Regions from separate parts of the Homo sapiens genome. Here region 2 is linked to region 1. A link is an interaction called in ENCODE POLR2A ChIA-PET data of the cell type or tissue named here. Cell type or tissue: CD4-positive, alpha-beta T cell. All regions are shown on one strand. Region 1 overlaps C21orf91 (chromosome 21 open reading frame 91). Region 2 has its middle 70 kb from the start of C21orf91-OT1.

Region 1 (4,000 bases):
TCACTACATTTATGTAAAGTTTTTAATGCAGGCAAATGCAAAGTACAGTAATAAAGATCAGAACAATCAGGCCAGGCGCAGTGGCTCACACCTGTAATCCGAGCACTTTGGGAGGCTGAGGCGGGCAGATCACCTGAGGTCAGGAGTTCAAGACCAGCCTGGGCAACAAGGCAAAACCCCGTCTCTAGTAAAAATGCAAAAATTAGCCGGGCATGGTGGTGTGCACCTGTAATCCTAGCTACTCAGGAGGATGAGGCAGGAGAATCGCTTGAACCTGGAGGTGGAGGTTGCAGTGAGTTGAAATCGTGCCACTGCACTCCAGCCTGGACAACAGAGTGAGACTCCATCTCAAAAAAAAAAAGGATCAGAACAATCAGTGGAAGGGAAATAAAAAGTGAAGTGACTGTGAGGGGAACCAAAGGGAGTGATGGCTCTACAGTTGCATACATTTGTTAAAATTCAAACAATACAGTAAAATGTTTGTGCTTACTGTATATAAATTACACCCCAATTAAAAAAAATTGCATACACATCTAGTAAGTCACAGGCAACTTATTTCCTGCTTCTGTATTGTTGGGAAACAGAGAATATTAAGTATCAGAGATAAGGTAAGATTATTACAAGAAATTGTCAGATAAGATCATTTATAGACTCCCTAAACCTGCAAAGCAAAACCATATAGACCCACTATTTAAAAAAATATAGCTACTTTTCAAAGCATCCACTCAAGCTAGCAGATAACAAAATACTTATTTTATTGTTGTAAAATTAAAAATAGTAGACAAGCATATATACAGTTCCCAAGCAGAGCAATACAAATATATAAATTATTGCAGTTTTCAAAGAAAATATAACAGCCAAATAATTGCCTACTTTTTTGAAACAAACTTGGTTTTTACCACAGCAGTTTCATTTTCTTTTTCCAAAAGTCTTAACACAATTTTGTAAAGTAAATTTCTAACACCAGAGAGATTAAGTTCAATGACCATAGTATACGCTACTGTTTTAAAGCAAGGTTCACACACACACACACACACACACACACACACACAAAATGGAACTGAACAAAAGTCACTACTTAATACTTTCTAAATTGCCTCTTTTGGAGGTACGGTGAAAGAAAAACATTCTAGATGCGTCTGAAAGAAACAAGGTACACACACTTACTAAAATTCCCCTTTGCTTTAGGTGTAGTTGAGGGAAGTTCAACTAATCTTTAAACCTTTTTTGGGAGAGGGCAATACTCATCTTCATGAATTTTTGTTTACTTTGGTAAACTTAAAATTGTGAAATAATTAAATATTATTAAAATGTATTAGTAATGTGGACTCAAACTAAAAAGAACAGGGAAAGTGTATGTTAACAAACTAGATGTTTTGGAGACTTGATATAATATGGTTCATATCAATGTTACCATAGCCAGAAGTTGCTTAATAGGTTAGACTGCACCATAATCAAGGCAATTATGAAAGGATGAAGTGAAATGAAAATACTGAGATGCAAGCATTATAGCCCTCCTCCAAGTTACCTTTATTTTGTGTGAGGGCTCTAGTATTCTGGTAAATAAACTCTTCCCTGCCCCATGACCACAAAACTTTACTTGGTAAGAATAAACTGTTGGGGGTTTTATCTCTTACTAATTCTCACCACAAATTTCCTCAAATAGTTACTCCCACCAACGTAAAAGTTAAAAATACAATCATACACTGAAACGGCATCAATTATCTTTGCCTTACATCTGAACAAAAAGTATTAACTTTTTTATAGCGTATTACACTTCTTAATAAGCACTTAGTAACAACATTTGTCAGTAAATGAACTGGCATACATCAGAAAAAGTTGACAATAGAAGAATTTTACATGGTACCATTTCAAATTTTCATGTACAAGTAACCCACTTTATGGTCACTAACCTGAACCTCCTAATAAGCTACACAAATAATTTACTCTTTAAAAATTCCTACTTTAGAGCATTTACATTTTATAATTTAATAATGAAAGCAGATTCTTCCAAAACAAAACAAAACCCAAACTGGGAAACATTAAAACACAAATAGATCTAAAAGCTTACTTTAAAAAAACTACAAAAATGGACTAACAAGCCTTACCAGTGTAAACACTAAGGTAAAAAATATATAAACAACATAAAGAAAACACAAAACCATTTTCAGTCATAAATATAGTAAAATGAAAAACCAAATCTCAAGATGCCTGTCAAGATATATTTGACTATATATTTTGACTATATTTCTGAAATCACTAACATGAACTTGACATTGAAAAAATAATCCTTAAATGTATATAAAAATGGGCACTTTGTGGTAAAATGAACATGTGTTTTGAAAAACTAAGAATGTGTCTTTGCTCCACCATTGTGCATAGTCAACGACACAACAAAACACTATTCTGCTGCCTGAATCATCTATTACTGGAGTCTCAAGTGCATGCCTTTTAAAAAAGACTAATTTAGATATTAATATGAGGATCAAAGGATAAGATGATAATCTCAAAGTAAAACATAATTGATTTTTAGCTTCATTATAAGGCTGAACTTTAAAGAGAACAACCTGTGTGGTCAAAAACACTTTTCTAATTTTTAAAACTCAATTTAACGTGTCAAATTATAAAACTGAACGTGAAAAAGATTTGTCTTATCTCACTCCCCTTAATCATATAAGCTCTGAAAATTTAGTAATGGATGACTGGCAGTCTGTTTTGCCACTTTTTAAACAGTAGTACATGAGATATGCTTCAAAACATTCTCAAAAATTACTAACAACTGTAGAGAATAGCCAAGTGTGGAAAACAATATTTGTGATATTTCATGTTCTCTTGTTAGAACTCAACTCTGTACCTGATACTTATATTTGCATACACAGTAATTGCATATTTGATTAAGAAAACTAACATAGGACTAAATTATAAGTTTACCAAACATTTGGATAAACTGCTGTGCAAAATACTTCAACAAAAAGTTTTTTTTACTAGGAACTCATCCAAATAAAGTAGTGTGAGTACCAGCACCACAAAGTTTTTTTTAAGAGCACCTCTCCTTTTTAGAGCTTAAGTAGAAATATCTAAATGGAATAAATCAGAGTCCCACTTAAGACCTTAGCACATGCACACGTTCATCCACTTGTTCCGTACTCATTAGCAAAGCTATGTATATTTGTCAGAAAACTCCTTTCTTTGGATAACACTGTTGTATTCAGGACTGCAACTTATGGCTCATATTCTGGAAATATGCTACTATTGATATCAAATGCAACATATCCCCAACTTTTATGACTGTCCCTAACTCATCTAAACACAAACCCAAATGTGTGCAAACACACTGGCTGGTAACAATCTTACTGAATTACGCCAAAAAAGAGTAAAGTCAAATTTGAAAATGTGGGAACAATTAAGCACTAAGATATTAATCAGGAAATGTATTTACCCAGCTTGTAAGTTTGAATATTTTGATATTGCACACATTTAATTTAAAGCTCATCAAAACTAAGGCAATGCATCCATACTCCCTGGATTTTAAATTCATTTTGCATGACTTAAAGAATTGAGAGAAATCGAAAGCATCTTTCAAAAATTCCCTCCAAAAAGTAATGTTATACTTCAAAGAAAAACAAAATCAACAGATATCAATTAATACCCTCAGGCCAATTTAACACGTCAGCATTACAAAAAGTTGTTTTCAATTAAACTGAAGTGTTTCTTTGCTTAAATACTTTCTTGTGTTCAACAACAAAATCTGACCCAAGCCAGGGTAGGCTGCCAAATTTAAGGCAAATGTCATTTATATCTTTATGCATGAAGCTGCCACGTTACTGGGCTTTTCAGCAGATACTTTCAAGCAAGGATCTACCTCATAAGTACATTCTAAACATGAGTTAAAAACAGAATTTAGAGCCCATTTTAATTCTGCATTGGTTATAGCCTTTACTGTAATACATTATTAAAATTTATCTAGCTGTTTGGCACAATCTGTTAGATAAAAACTCTT
Region 2 (4,000 bases), 68 kb before region 1:
GCTCCTCACTTCTCAGACGGGGTGGTTGCCAGGCAGAGGGTCTCCTCACTTCTCAGACGGGGTCTCGGCCGGGCAGAGGCGCTCCTCACATCCCAGATGGGGCGGCGGGGCAGAGGCACTCCCCACATCTCAGATGATGGGCGGCCGGGCAGAGACGCTCCTCACTTCCTAGATGTGATGGCGGCTGGGAAGAGGCGCTCCTCACTTCCTAGATGGGATGGCGGCCGGGCGGAGACGCTCCTCACTTTCCAGACTGGGCAGCCAGGCAGAGGGGCTCCTCACATCCCAGACGATGGGCGGCCAGGCAGAGACACTCCTCACTTCCCAGACGGGGTGGCGGCCGGGCAGAGGCTGCAATCTCGGCACTTTGGGAGGCCAAGGCAGGCGGCTGCTCCTTGCCCTCGGGCCCCGCGGGGCCCGTCCGCTCCTCCAGCCGCTGCCTCCCGGGCGGCCGAGGTGAAATATTTCTACAAGGAAAACTACAAAATATTGATGAAAGAAATTGTAGACGACACAAGCAAATGGAAAACTATCTTATTTAATGGATCAGAAGAATTAGTATCATTAAAATGACCATAATGCCCAAAACAATCTACAGATTTAATGCAATTTCCATCAAAATGCCAACATCGAGTTTCACAGAATTGGGGAAAAAAATCTTAAAATTTATATGGAACCAAAAAAAATCCCAAATAGTGAAAGCAATCCTAAGCAAAAAGAACGAAGCTGGAGGCATCACATTAACTGACTTCAAGCTACACAACAAAGCTACAAAAACACCATGGTACTGATACAAAAATAGACACATAGACAAGTGGAACAGAATAGAGAAGGCAGAAATAAAGCAGCATACCTATAACCAATTGATCTTCAACAAAGTCAACAAAAACAAGCTAATGGAAAAAGGATCCCTATTCAATAAATGATGCTGGGAAAACTGGCTAGCCATATGCAGAAGAGTGAAACAGGACCCCTATCTCTCATCATAAACAAAAAGCAACTCGAGATGAATCAAAGACATAAATGTAAGACTTGAAACTATAAAAATATTAGAAGAAAACCTAGGAAAAACTCTTCTGGACATTAGTCTAGGTAAAGAATTCATTACTAAGACCTCAAAAGCACAAGCAACAACAACAAAAATAGAAAAATGGGACTTAATTAACCTAAAAAGCTGCTGCACAGCAAAATAAATAATCAACAGAATGAACAATCTTCAGAATGGGAGAAAATATTCACAAACTATGTATCCAACAGGGGACTAATATCCAAAATTTACAAGGAATTCACATGACTCAAGAACAACAAAAAATCCAAGTAATCCCATTAAAAAGTGGGCAAAAACCATAAAAAGACATGTCTTCTCGAAAGAAGGCATACAAATGGCTAACAAACATATGAAAGAATGCTCATTATATCACTAATCTCAGAAAAATGCGAATTAAAACCACAATGAGATATCATCTCACACCAATAGGAATAACTATTATTAAAAAGTAAAAAAAAAAAAAAAAAAAGATGTTGGTGAAAACGTGAAGAAAAGGGAATGCTTATACACTTCTGGTGGCAATATAAATTAGTATAACAATTATGGAAAATAGTATGAAGAATTCGCAAAGAACTAAAAATAGAACTACCATTTGATCCAGCAATCACACTACTGGATGTATAACCAAAGGTAAAGAAATAATTATATCAAAAGATACCTACACTCATACTTATCTTAGCACTGTTCACAATAACATATGAAATCAACCTAAGTGTCCATCAGTCGATAATTAGATAAAGAAAATGTGGTATATACACCCAGCGTAATACTATTCAGTCATAAAAAGAATGAAATCATGTCTCTTGCAGCAGCAAGGATGGAACTGGAGGCCATTATCCTAAGTGAAGCAATTCACAAATAGAAAGTCAAGGCCGGGCACGGTGGTTCACCCATGTAATCCCAGAACTTTGGGAGGCTGAGGCAGGAGGATCATGAGGTCAGGAGTTCGAGACCAGCCTGGCCAATATGGCGAAACCCCATCTCTACTAAAAATACAAAAAAAAAAAAAAATTAGCTGCACGTGGTGGCAGGCACCTGTAATCCTAGCTACTCAGGAGGCTGAGGGAGGAGAATTGCTTGAACCCGGGAGGCAGAGGTTACAGTGAGCCAAGACTGTGCCATTGCACTCCAGCCTGGGCAACAGAGTGAGACTCCATCTCAAAAAAAAAAAGGTCAAATACCAAATGTTCTCAGTTATAAGTGGGAGCTAAATAGTATGTATACATGGACATGGAGTGTGGAACAATAGACATTGGAGACTTGGAATGGTGGGGCGTGGTGGTGACAGATGAGAAATTACTTATGTACATTATTCAAGTGATGGCTATATTAAAAGCCCAGACTTCAATACTATGTAATATATTCACGTAACAAAACTGCACTTATACCCCTTAAATTTATAAAAAGAAAAAAATTAGGGCCTACCCTAGTCGAATATGACCTCATCATAACTTGATTACATCTATTGTCTGTTATGTTTCGAAATAAGGTCACATTCACACGTACCAGGGATTAGGACTTCAACATATGTTTTTGGGAGGCCCACTTCAACTCATAGTAGTCCCCATCAACAATTCCAAAGCCCAAATCATGATCTCACCCTTAAAACTCTGCGTCAAACTTTCCATTCAGTTCATTCATTCATTTATTCAGCATTGCTAGGCTTAATTGTTGGTGCCAAAATAAGACAGTGAAAATCAAGAAAAACCATGAAAATCATTTGTGCAAGTCTGAAAGCATTTTATATGTTATCACATCCGCCCATTCCCAAATCCAAACAATTATCAAGTCTTGCTGACTTCATTTTTTGAATACGTCTCACATCCATTCCTTTTTTTTTTTTTTTCCAATTCCACCTCTACCTTCATCTCTGGAGTCCAAATTCTCATATTCTCCTGCCTGGACATCTGTAATAGCCTTCTAAATGCGAATCACATTTAATTCTCATTCTGTCTAATGAGTTACTACTCTAAGGTTAGATTTCCTCCTACAACCTCCCTCCCTGCCCAGACTTAAAACACTTCAATGATTTTCCAATATTTTTAGAGTAAAGCCAAACTTGAGTTGGGCACAGTGGCACGTGCCTGTAGTCCCAACTACTTGTGAGGCTGAGTCAGGAGCATATTTTGAGCCCATTCACTTAAGCCCAGGAGTGTCAGGCCATCCTGGGCAACATAACTCATCTCTTTAAAAAAAAGAATAAAGCCAAACTCCTCAACATGGCTGATGAAACTCTGGGTGGTGGACTTTACCCACTTGTCTAGCCTCGGCTCACACCATACCCCACCCCTCACTTCCTCAGCTCCAACCACATTGGTCTTCTTTCAGTCTCTCAAATTTTAAAATGTGTACAGATTGCTAGGGAATCTTGTTAAAATGCAGATTCTGGTTAAGTCAATCTGGAATTGTGCCTGAGAGTCTGCGTTTCTGATTAGCTCCCACGTGGTACAAAGGTTGATGGTCCAAAACTCTGTTTGAATCCGAAGGTTTGCCAGTTTCCGTGCTCCCTTGGCATATGCTTTTGCACATGTTCCTGGCTTTCCTCAACACTCTTTCCTCCTCTCTTCACTTGAACCCATTGTTCAGATCTCAATTATTATCTCTTCTCGTGGAAGTCTTCTCTGACCTTCCTGACTAGGCCAAATCCCCCCAATCCCAGTGCGAAGTCTCAGGGACTCTGTCTCTCCTTAGCACTTAGCATAGTTGAGTTCTATGTTTTCTGTGCACATTTTTAAAATCATATATTTGTCTCCCCCAAGACCATTGGCTCCATGATGGAGTGTCTGTTTCTGATTGCCATCGCATCCCCAGAATCCACATAGCATGGGGTTTTCAGATGAGACACTTAATAAATATTTGTTGAGGCACTTGGATCTCTCAGGTCGCCCACTTGGCCCTCTTCCAATTGTACGTTAATTCCTGCCACTTGTGGTAAAAGCTTTTTTTTTTTTT

What was found. Peaks named below come from ENCODE experiments on the same cell type or tissue, not always from the same donor. Only the 100,000 strongest peaks of a DNase experiment are listed, where the experiment ranks them.
Region 2: POLR2A ChIA-PET joins it to region 1 with 5 read pairs; 3 of 35 experiments call an interaction of 5 or more read pairs at or near these places.

What each region holds. Positions count from the first base shown.
Region 1 is chr21:17,788,236-17,792,235 of GRCh38, forward strand. It overlaps C21orf91 (chromosome 21 open reading frame 91), which reads right to left. Exons shown (of 5, transcript NM_001100420.2): 5 at 739-4,000. All of the region lies in intron 1 of C21orf91-OT1 (C21orf91 overlapping transcript 1), which reads right to left. The region is part of intron 2 of LOC124900465 (a long non-coding RNA gene); the gene reads left to right. Among named protein-coding and RNA genes, the nearest start is that of C21orf91-OT1, 2.3 kb to the right of the region's middle. In CD4-positive, alpha-beta T cell, no CTCF peak of the experiment used is centred here; a DNase peak (open chromatin) is centred at 1,592; H3K4me3 peaks cover 1,373 bases; H3K27ac peaks cover 2,669 bases.
Region 2 is chr21:17,720,716-17,724,715 of GRCh38, forward strand. No RefSeq gene overlaps it. Among named protein-coding and RNA genes, the nearest start is that of C21orf91-OT1, 70 kb to the right of the region's middle. In CD4-positive, alpha-beta T cell, no CTCF peak of the experiment used is centred here; no DNase peak of the experiment used is centred here.